Regions from separate parts of the Mus musculus genome. Here region 1 is linked to region 2. A link is a loop called in an ENCODE intact Hi-C map of the cell type or tissue named here. Cell type or tissue: gastrocnemius. All regions are shown on one strand. Links, peaks and the distances in the headings refer to the core of each region. The heading gives the core; the rest is flanking DNA. Region 1 overlaps Alk (anaplastic lymphoma kinase). Region 2 overlaps Alk (anaplastic lymphoma kinase).

The links. A loop is a pair of places that touch in the nucleus more often than their neighbours do. Peaks named below come from ENCODE experiments on the same cell type or tissue, not always from the same donor. Only the 100,000 strongest peaks of a DNase experiment are listed, where the experiment ranks them.
Region 1: a loop joins it to region 2, with 3 times the contacts of the local background. A loop is called at or near these places in 13 of 42 quality-filtered maps.

Annotation. Positions count from the first base shown.
Region 1 is chr17:72,508,270-72,513,648 of GRCm38, reverse strand. All of the region lies in intron 1 of Alk (anaplastic lymphoma kinase), which reads left to right. Among named protein-coding and RNA genes, the nearest start is that of Alk, 93 kb to the left of the region's middle. In gastrocnemius, for the core only: no CTCF peak of the experiment used is centred there; a DNase peak (open chromatin) is centred at 2,744.
Region 2 is chr17:71,962,940-71,968,318 of GRCm38, reverse strand. Alk (anaplastic lymphoma kinase) reads left to right here. Exons shown (of 29, transcript NM_007439.2): 9 at 664-833. Among named protein-coding and RNA genes, the nearest start is that of Gm41613, 160 kb to the left of the region's middle. In gastrocnemius, for the core only: a CTCF peak has its summit at 2,406; DNase peaks (open chromatin) are centred at 758, 1,739 and 2,353.

The sequences.
Region 1 (5,379 bases), core at 78-5,077, 550 kb before region 2:
GGCTGTAAACGACTGAATGAAGCAATCGTGTGAAGTGCATGAACAATTGGTGGCCCACAGTAAGTGCCCGACAGAAAGCAGCAGTTACTCTGTGGACTGAAAGATCTTTGAGAGTAGTTCTTCATCATGTTCAGTGTCATTGTCCTCTAAACAGCTCAGCATGTGGAAAACAAGTGACACTGAATTCTTCAACCCAACTGGTGAAATCCACAGAGGGAAGCTCAGACACGCATTATGCCCAAGGACTGATAATGTGGAGGCAGCCAGATTTTCTCTTTCATTTTCTAGACTCAGGGCCAAGCCTCCATCCATCCAGTCTGCTACCTGATTCACGTAGAGCCGTTTCTTACACAGCACAACAGAGGGTGATAGAGAGAGACATGAGCATCGATACAGGGTAGTACTGTCTTCTCATCCATTTTATAGTGAGATAACCGGGGATCACATCAGAGCAGGAAGATGTGCGGCCTCATGCTAACGTGTCTTCTGAGCATATCGAATCCTAAAAGGCTAAAGGTCTTGTCCTCCAGCAAGCCTCTGCCTTCTGTGCTGTGACTCTACTTCTCTGTGCAAGGGTTACTTAAGCTTTCCACTCCAACCCCTGACACACCAACTTTCTCCTGGCCCTCTTTCTTCCCCCATCTCCTGCCTCTGTTGAACGTGTTTTTATGAGTATTTGCGGCCAAGTCAATTATTGACCATCTTGACCATTTCAGACCTGAGCTCAACTGTTACTACCTCAGAAGAGAAGGCCTCTCCATTACCTCCCAGATTCCCACGTGTGTTCTCTTGGTAAAGCCACACATTTACATTTATTTCTATGTTTACTTGATTCACATCCCCAAGACTCTGAGAGTCTGACATTACCAAATGCTCTCCTAGTGTCTGCAGGCTGAATGGATAGGATGTGTGAATGTTAGGGAACAGGTTTAGTGGGCTGAGCAATGTGCTAGAGAAGCAAGGACTTAGCTTTTTATTTGATTTAAGTAGTTTTTTAGAGAAACTCCAGGTCTCTAGGGGAAATACCCCCATACTGTGATGTTGCAGAAGAGAGAGGTGGGTAGTTTCTGCGTAAATCCTTATTTGCATATATGTAAGCTGAGTATCCCAGTCCACTCCCAAATACAATCCATCTTGGCCTTAGATGCTCTTGTTTGGTTTGCCCTCTTGAAAGACTTATTTTTCTCCCTTCATTTAACTTTGTTTCTACGGTTCTGACACATCAGGCTTTGTGTGGCTCTTGAACATACCTGCATAAGACACCTTCGGTCAGGGACCAATGCTATATAGGCCTCCTTCTCCCAGCTTTCTGAAGTTACCACCTGCTGGCTCTACATTCCTGCTTTCTTGGCCTCCTACTTTTTACAGTTCTGCCTCTAGTGCTCTGGAGCTGGTATCTGAGCATCCTGGATTTCAATCCAGTTTCTTTACCAGGTTGAACAAGATGAGCTAGAGGGCCATCTCTTGCTGGTCTGTTTCCACGGAGATGACAATGCAGATGTGAAGTGATAGTGAATGTTCTAACTGTTCTCCACTATTTGTGACCCCCCCATCTGTTGTTGAAGGTACACAATAAACTTGTTCATAAACCGACATCTTGGAATGATAACTTACCCAGATGGAGAATTGTGAAGCTCCCAACTTCCCTAACATTGCTAGAATTAAGCATGTAATGAGAATGGTTAGCCTATTCAGGTGATAGTGGCCATTAACCCAGACAGATGCTCACAAATAATGCCTTACACTCACTGTATAATAATGAGTGCTATTAAATATAAATGACCTCATTCGTCCTCCTGGCATGTATGTCCCATAGAGAGTGACACATATGTATATCACCATTTAGCATCTGGGGAAACTATTACCGAGACAGGTGAGGTGATTTTTATCTACTCCCAAGGTTAACTATTAGATATTGAACCTTGGGAAGGTATTGTCTTTAGAGGACATGTGCCATAAATGCTGTACTGTAGTCTGAGGGTGGGATTCAAAGCCAAAATGCAGAGGCAGATCTGGGTCAACTGTGCTGGGTTTGGGTCAGGATGGCCCACAGCACAAACACTGAAAGGACAAGGAACTGAGACGCAACTAGAAGCCCAGCCTGTGGTCATTCCTCAGCATGGGAGAAAACCCTCCTGGGGTTCTGTTCCTCTGCAGACCCTGGTCTCAGAAGGCTGGTTTGTGACCCAGGGACTCTGAATTGTTCTGGTGATGTCAATGTCCTTGAGCACTGGGCCACTTAGGAGAGCAAGGATTCAGAAGCTCTGGAATAAGACTGGAGAAGACCTTGAACTAACATGACTCCTCCTACTTGAAGTCTCCATTAGACGTCCCAGATCTTCAGTGGGATCTCCCTACCTACTGGGAAGGAATTCTGTGCTGTGCCTCGCTTCTGGAAACTCACTAATGATTATTTTGTCTTAGCCTGTGTTAGCTCCTTTTCTTGAAGATTAGAAGATTTACTTTCCTGCAATGATTAACTCGTTGAAAGTGGAGAGAACCCTTGGCTGTTGGCGTCTTTGTGAAGGATAAACCATGTGTTTGTTCACAGTGTTGAAAGAAATGATTGAAAATAAGTTTTCCTGGAGGTATTTACAGCCAAGAGTGTTCCTGAAACATCTACTTCACAGTGAATAGAGAGGGCGATAGGCCACACAAACACTCTGTCTTCAGCATGCCAGAGACAGATCTACAGTAAGCTGCTCGGCAGCCAGTGGCTTCATGCCACTTCAGTTTGCCAAGGGAGCGATGAAGGATGCCCAGCCTGGAGAGCAGAAGCTTGGGAGAGACAGAAAAATTATGGCATCAACTTAATGGAAATCTCGTATCTTCACCCAGAGGCTGACAGCACCTCTACTCCCGTCATCCCAGAGCATTGGCTGAGTCAGTAGTAACTGAAAGGAGAAACGAGAGTTGAATGGAAAGAGGCAGCCCCACAGATGGGGACCATATGACCCATGAACCTTACTTCGGCTTCAATGAATCTGAGACAGTCTTAGCTGGCACTCAGGGATTTTTCTAACACTATAACTGAATATCGTTATGATGGATGCAGTGTTCATGGCAAGTAATGTTTTACCCTTCGTAGGTAGGAATTCTCTTGGCGACTACATTCATACACACGTGCGACTATAGTCTAGTCTTTGGGAAACCTGTGACCAACTTTGAAATAAGTAAACTCACTTGTGAATAGTCTCAGACTCTGTGGGGTAAGACTCAAAGGCATGTTCTTATTCTCCATTTTACAAACATTTGGAACGTGCCCTCCCACCTTTGAGCTTCCTGTCTTTGGAAGAGACATTAGCATCTACAAGCTCAGGTTCAGAGGTTCCTACAAACACAGCTACATTAATTCAGCCTTCTCTATCTTTCATTATATGAAGTGGTGGGAATCTGTCTTAGGTTATGAAACCAGCTTCTTAGAGGAAATATTAAATTACCACATGTAGGGCTTGAGCCTACCGATGAAAATCCCTGACCTTACCTTCAGCCAACAGGATTCACTCAACAAATTGGACGATGTAGTGGAAAGAATAATCTGAAAATATCTTGTATGTGTAGGCTTGGCAAGAACTCAGGACTGTAGAACAGCTTTATAAGATGGACACCCAGAGAGTATCATGTCATCACTGAACTCCTGGAAGCAAGTATGTTTCTTGGTGGCAGTGTTTGTTTGACCTTCTTTGAAGGTCAGTGGGTCTCTGCATCAGACAAGGGACCACCATCTAAGACTCCTGAATAATTCTTTAGCCTCTCTGAACCTTAATTGTTGGCATGTAAACTAACCTTACAGGCCTTCCCCTCCAGCTCTGATAGTTCATTTTTTTCCTGGGCTTGGCAAGCCATGCATTTGGTGCTGCCTCTGAGCTATATGTTGTTCTGAGACTATTACTTGATGTCTCTAAGCTGCTTCTGCTTCCCTCCAGCAATATTTGTTCCATCAAACATCTTATAATCATTACTGGATCCAGACTGATTTCTTCCTCTGTCTCCCACACTTGGATTTAGATCCATGTGTTTGGAAACCAATTTCTTGAAAGCAAATCTTTCTGAATGTTGCACCATTAACATAATGGTTAAATGGCTCTACAATTTGACATCAGACTAATACTAGAATGGCATGTGTGCTGTACAATTGTGACCATGTACTACATAAAAGCATCCTGAGGGCAAAGCAGCTGCTATGACCCCTAATGCAAAGAAACCACACAGTACTCTCTGTTTAGCACTCATAGTTGGCACATGGGGATCCCTAAAAGAGGTGGGAGAAGCTGGGGTAACTGAGATCTGATTAATTGCTCCAGTTAGTCATGGAGGACAAGACAGGCTTTGCTCTGGCACTGGATTTTCTCCGGGGGAAGTGTAAAAACATTATTGTGTTCATTCCTTGCACACCAGGCACACTGGCTGCTGCTTCAAGCACAGAAAGAGTTGCGTAAACATTTTAATATTGCATAAAGCTTGTATAAGACTGACTGAGTGTGTGAATGCTAAGCCCTAACACAGAACGTGACAGAGTGAGAGAGCGGACTATGGAGCAAGGATTGTCTTTCTTGTTTATCAGTAGGAGAGGCTGTCAGGGAGGATTTTGATGATTCTCACTATAGATTTTTTTTGGGGGGGGTGGGCATGGTGATCTATCAAAGCCCATCACAGATCAAGCCTAAACACCAAAAAAACTACAAGCATATTTTCTGTTTATAACTTGATTCCCCTCACTCCTCACCCCGGCGCTCAAGTTCTCAAAACACAGCTGTTCCATGTTTCTTTGCCTCCAACAGTCTGGGATTTCTCTGTTGGATCTCTCTTACCCCACAGGAAAGACTGGCTTCATGGTGACTTCAAAACTATAATCCTTGCCTTCTTCCTACAGAGCTATCAGCCTAGCTGGAGTCACCAGGACGGTGACAGTAGGACAGGGTAGTCTCAGGTGAGCACTTCTCACCTGAAAGGGCCTTTGGGAGCAGTTATCCAGAGGAAACATGCTGTATTTTATTTTATTTTATTTTATTTTATTTTATTTTATTTTATTTTATTTGTAGCACTTATCAAGACCTGGCTAGCAGTAGCTGGCCAGCCTTGGCAAAGATTCCACACTCGGCCTCTGAGGCATCTTTTGTACAACTTCCCACACCCTTCTCCTGGGAATACCAGTTATTTTGTTTTCTACTTTTTTTTGTTGTTTTGTTTTGTTTTGTTTTGTTTTGTTTTGTTTTGTTTTGTAGTTCTAACCTCTCTGTTTTCCAGATGTTCCCCACTTCTTCATACTCATCCCAATTCAGGTTCGTTTCACATCCTGTCTGACCATCACACAGACCTTCTATCTAGATTCCTGTGTCTTTGTCAGTCCACTACTTGGTGTGATTCCAACAAATAAAG
Region 2 (5,379 bases), core at 220-5,219:
TGGTGCCATAGAAACCCACGACACAACAAAAACAGACGCTTTCGGCTTCCTTTTGGCAAAGCAGCATCCTTATTTGGGAAGATAACTATATTAGGATATCATGATATATAGGTGTGTATCTGAGAGAGAGAGAGAGAGAGAGAGAGAGAGAGAGAGAGAGAGAGAGAGGAAGTCTCCCATTAGCTAACATGTGATCTGACACTGTTCAAACAACACCTGTAATTATTAGAAGGAATACAAAAGTCCATTATTCCTAAATCAAAAGAAATTGAATGGGAAAAAAAATCACCTCTATTACATCACATAGTGAGTTGAGACCATAGGCAAAAATCTTTGGGTATCCTTAAGGAAGCTCGCCTGAATAACCCTACTGGTCTAGTGCAGAGGTAGAATCACTGAAATTTGGGGTGATATCATCAGCCTCAATGAAGCTTCGGATTGCTCGATGGTGGTTCCTGCCCAGATCCTTGAACTCCAGTGAAAGTCCTTTGGCAGCTGTTAGCAAGATCAGGCTGTGGGCATCAGCTGCCTTTGCTGGATCAATTCAGATGAGCCTCCAGCAAAGTCCTTTAAGCTTCTGCCGGGGCTGCAAGGATACTTGAGGTTTCCGTGGTACAATAACATTTTAACTGATGTGTGCATCTCTCTCTCTCTCTCTCTCAGCTCCGCATGTCCTGGCTCATCCGCGGGGTTTTGAGAGGAAACGTATCTCTGGTGCTGGTGGAGAACAAAACCGGAAAGGAGCAAAGCCGGACTGTCTGGCATGTCGCCACTGACGAAGGCTTAAGCCTGTGGCAGCATACAGTGCTGTCCCTCCTCGATGTGACTGACAGGTGAGTTACTATTCATTCCCCCCACCCCACCTCCTGCTTTGTTTTACCCTACAAGGCACAGTGCTGACCTGGGAAGGTCTCACACTCCCCCATGCCCTTTATCTAAGACGTTTGATTGGTTGTTTTTTTCTCTTTGCTATGACAAAGTACCTGACAACTTAAGGAGGGAAGGTGACTTTGTTTGGGTTTTACTGCTGTGAACAGACACCATGACCTAGGCAAGTCTTATAAAGGACAACATTTAGTTGGGGCTGGCGTACAGGTTCGGAGGTTCAGTTCATGACCATCAAGATGGGAGCAGGGCAGCATCCAGGCAGGCATGGTTCAGGAGTTGCTGAGAGTTCTACATCTTCATCTGAAGGCGGCTAGTGGAAGACTGACTTCCAGGCACTTAGGATGAGGGTCTTAAAGCCCATACCCACAGTGACACCCCTACACCAACAGGGCCATACCTTCTAATAGTGTCACTCCCTGGGCAGAGAATACACAAACCATCACAGAAGGGTTTATTTTGGCTCGTAGTTTGAGGGTTTAAGCCATCATAGCAGGGACAGCACAATGACAAAAGCATAAGGCAGCTGGTTACACTGCATCAGAGATGAGTAATCATAGAGCCATAAAAGCTGGTGTTGGCCTGGCTTCTTTCTTTTACTTCAGCCTGAGACTCCTCCCCATTGGATGGTACTGCCCTCTTGGATGGTAGTGCCCCATTGGATGGTACCGCTCCATTGAATGGTTTTAGGTTGGGTCTTCCCACCTCAGTAAACCCAATCTAAAATCCTTTCACTGACAAGTCCAGAGGTCTGTCTCCTAGGCAGTTCTACATCCTGTCAGGTTGGCAGTCAATATTAACCACCACACCCATGTACACACAGAGACATGCACATCTCCTGCCAATTGCCGGGAGCTCGAGATTCTTCAAGGGATGGCGCACTAATGAACACTCATCTCCTGCAGCTCTCACCTGGCCTGATTGGCTTTCTTCAGGATCTGTCTGTGGAGAGAGCAGAAAATGAGGCACTCGAGCTACTACCAAATGATGCTCGGGTTTCATATCTCTATGGCATTTTCTCTCACTTGATGGATGTTGCCTTACTTCCTCTTATTTCCTCTCATTTCCTCTTTCCTCGTTAACAACAAAACCTTAGTGGGTGGGGAAGCTCCATCACTATTCTCCACCGTTCTTTTAAAGAGGAAAAGCTGAAAAAAATCAAAGGAGCAAAACAAGTTTGTCTCTGAGCCAAGACTGGAACCAGGGGGCGGGGGGGGGGGGGGTACTGCTCTATTGATTCAGCTCCAGAGGCAGGTTGACATAGGGAGATGCCAGACTCCTCACTGACCAGAGAAGAGCTTCTACCAGGGACCCTGGTTCTTATCAGACTTTACTACCAGTAACCTCTGTGACCTTGGACAAGAGCCTTGACTCCTTCCAGGTTTAGTCCTTCCCACTTCCAAATGGATATGGCTGGATTACCAGATCTCCAGCTGCATGGGGCATTGGATTGGAGCCGAAGCCTGTGGAGTTCAGCTGTCACTTGTCTCCCTAGGATGGCACTACCCTGCCACCTGCAGTCAGCCTGGAGCAAGCAATGCTTGAGTTAAAAATGGCCTGGCACAGCAGCATGTCTGTGACACTCTGCTGTGCTTTACTGAATATCCCACAGGTGGCACAGACATAGCCTATAGCAAAAGGCAGGGTGGCATCTCACCTACAGGGTAGACTGGAAGGGAAAACCACCTGCTATTGGCTAAGCATCACGCTCTACCATCTAGTGCAGTCTTCACAATAGTCTTACAAGAGATACTCAAATTACCATTCTGGTGAACCAACCTTTGAAATACAAGGACCAAAGGCTCAAAGCAGGGCAAAGAGTGATGCCTGTTGTCATGAGGCTTCGTAAGTGTGGAGCTGGGCTTTGAATTCTTCTCTCAAACCTCATAATATGCTGTTCCTTGCCACTTCTAATGGGAACTCTCCTGTCATAGAGAAGAAACCCCCTTCTAACTCAGAACAGCATCCATCCTCTCCTTCCAATGTATGTGGCTTGATGATCAGAGCCCATAGATGTCCCCAGGCTCAATGACCCTGGGACAAATGGATTTAATTAAAGTGGAGGAAGGGGAAAGTATGAGTGCCACCTCCATAGGCCGGTATTTCATCCTTGGGGACTGTGACAGTCACACACAGGGATTGGAACCTTGCTGGCGGTGCTGGAGCCATCCCTCCTGGGAGATGTAAAATTAATTCTGACTGTTACCCCTTCTCTCTTCAACCCAGCAAGTTCTCTGTTTCGTAGCTACTCCAGGGGATTTAAAGCAAGGAGGACGTTGAGTCCACTGGCTCCCTTCCGCAGGAGATGCATTTGAAGGAGACTTTGTTCCTAGCCTTCCTCTTCCCCCCACTGATGGTCACTAGCAGACTGGTATTTCCAATATTGATCCTGAGGCCAAAGCATCCATTTGAGGACTCAGTGAAGATTCAGACAAAAGCCAGCTTGGTTCACAATGCACCGTGACCTAATTCACACATAATTACAGGGGGAAGAAAATGTCTCCATTCACAAAAAAAAAACGCCTGCCAGCCACCAACTTGTTCTCAAAGCTAGAGGCAGTGTGGGAGGCACGCAGACCGGAGGCACAAGATGAGGAAGCGCAGGTGAACTGTCTGATAGTTTCGCTTGCTAAACTCAAACTAGACTATAGCAGCAACGGAGAGGAAGTGGGACAGCAGCGTGTCCAAGTGAGCGCAGGCTTTCAAGTGGACGGTCCCAAGCTTAGTTAGTGGTGTAACCTCATCCCATCTATTGAAACTCCCCGAGTCTCACCATCCCATCCTGTAAGCAGTACTTCACCAGGTTGTTATGGGAATAAATAATAGGATCGCCAAAAGAATCTATACATAACGGGGTGTCAGGAGGTTTTCAGCATCTTTTATTCTAGCCTCTAAGTGGCTTCATAAGTAATTTATTGAACAAACAGTACAAATCCAGCCACTGATCTTCCATGTTCTGCAAAATGGAGGCATACAGCTGTCTCTGGTTTGGGGAAGAAAAGTGGTGAACTCCTCGGTACACACTAAATGCTTCAACACTAAAAGCTGCTAATAAGGAATATTACTAAAAATGACAAACTTCTCTTCCCCCATCACCTGCACAGTGCCTCAGAGGAGTCTGGCATAGTCATCTCAGAAATGATAACGATAATGATAACCTCAAAGGTGAGGTTCTTGTGAGTGCGTAAATCGTAGAAGTCCTGCAACTTCTTCTGACCTCCTCCCAGGAGAGAGGCCACCCCAGCTGCCTGGATTGCCACAAAGTGGAACGGGGGCAGGGGGAGGTTAAAGGAGAGAAAGAAACCAATTAGGGAAGAAAGTAACAGAAAATGAGAAATGAGCAGAGGACAGAAGCAAACCACCTCCCTTCTCCCAGCCCCCGGTGGTAGGCATTCGCAGTCTATGCCCTCAGCCTTCATCCCACATCTCCACCATTCAGCACCTTCCTCGTTGTCAGCGCCCCATCATAGACCTTAGCCGTTGGAAACATTATTCTCCATGCTTCCTTATATCATCTCTGCTCCCCCAGGGTCTCCAACCTGTACAGTCAGGAAGTACTCTTTTCAAAGATCCTATCATAGATAAGATTCCCCATAACCTCTGGACCGCCCATGAGCAATTCTTTTAAACACAAGTCTATTCATGTCCCTGGCTTCCTGGGGCTTTTAGGGCATTCCCTATGTTCTCCAATAAGACCTTTCTTTAAGGTTATGTGTGATGTGTCCAACCTCAGCTTCAGTATCTCATACCATTCATTCTCCTCCTCTGCCTAGACTCCTCTCACTCGGTGGTACCATGCCAAAGTTCCTTACCAAGCCAAAACTCCTTACCTCAAGCTTTTGCATTTTCAAGTTTCTGCACATTAATATTCTTCCTTTGCCATCCACACTTGTAAATACCACTCCTCGCTCACTGTTTAAAGAAGTCTTCCCTCCATCCTGGGCTATCTGTGTGCCCACAATGTGTCCTTGAGGCTCTTGAGGCAAACATGTGCCTTTTCTTTCATTTTTAATGGGTTTTTTTTTTAAATATTTGAATTGGTACACAGGGCAGAGATCATGTCCCTATCTTATATGCCACTGCTTTCTGAACCTAGTAGCGTGCCTAACATGAAAAGCTCAATAAATCTATGTTGCCAGAATATGTCTTGAGAAAAATTGACTATATACCTCAAAACAGCAGCTGAATGAGCTGAGAATTCACCATTGGAATCCCTCCAGTTACCCCTCTTCTGTCCAACCTGTGTCTAGCAAAACAGACGAGACCACTTTATAATAAACGCGACCACAAAGAGTTCCATATTTCAAAGCAGCGCCTGTGTCCTGTCAGAAAAACCAAAACAGCATTTGTTACTCTTGTGACAGGGAGACCCTCTTTGGGGACTCGCCTGGTGCCTGTGCTTTCTTTGTGTGTGGTCACTGTCCTGTCAAAACCACTTTATGAGAAAGACTTTGATCTTAACCGTGTGCCACCCCCCTCCCCCCGGCGCCTGTG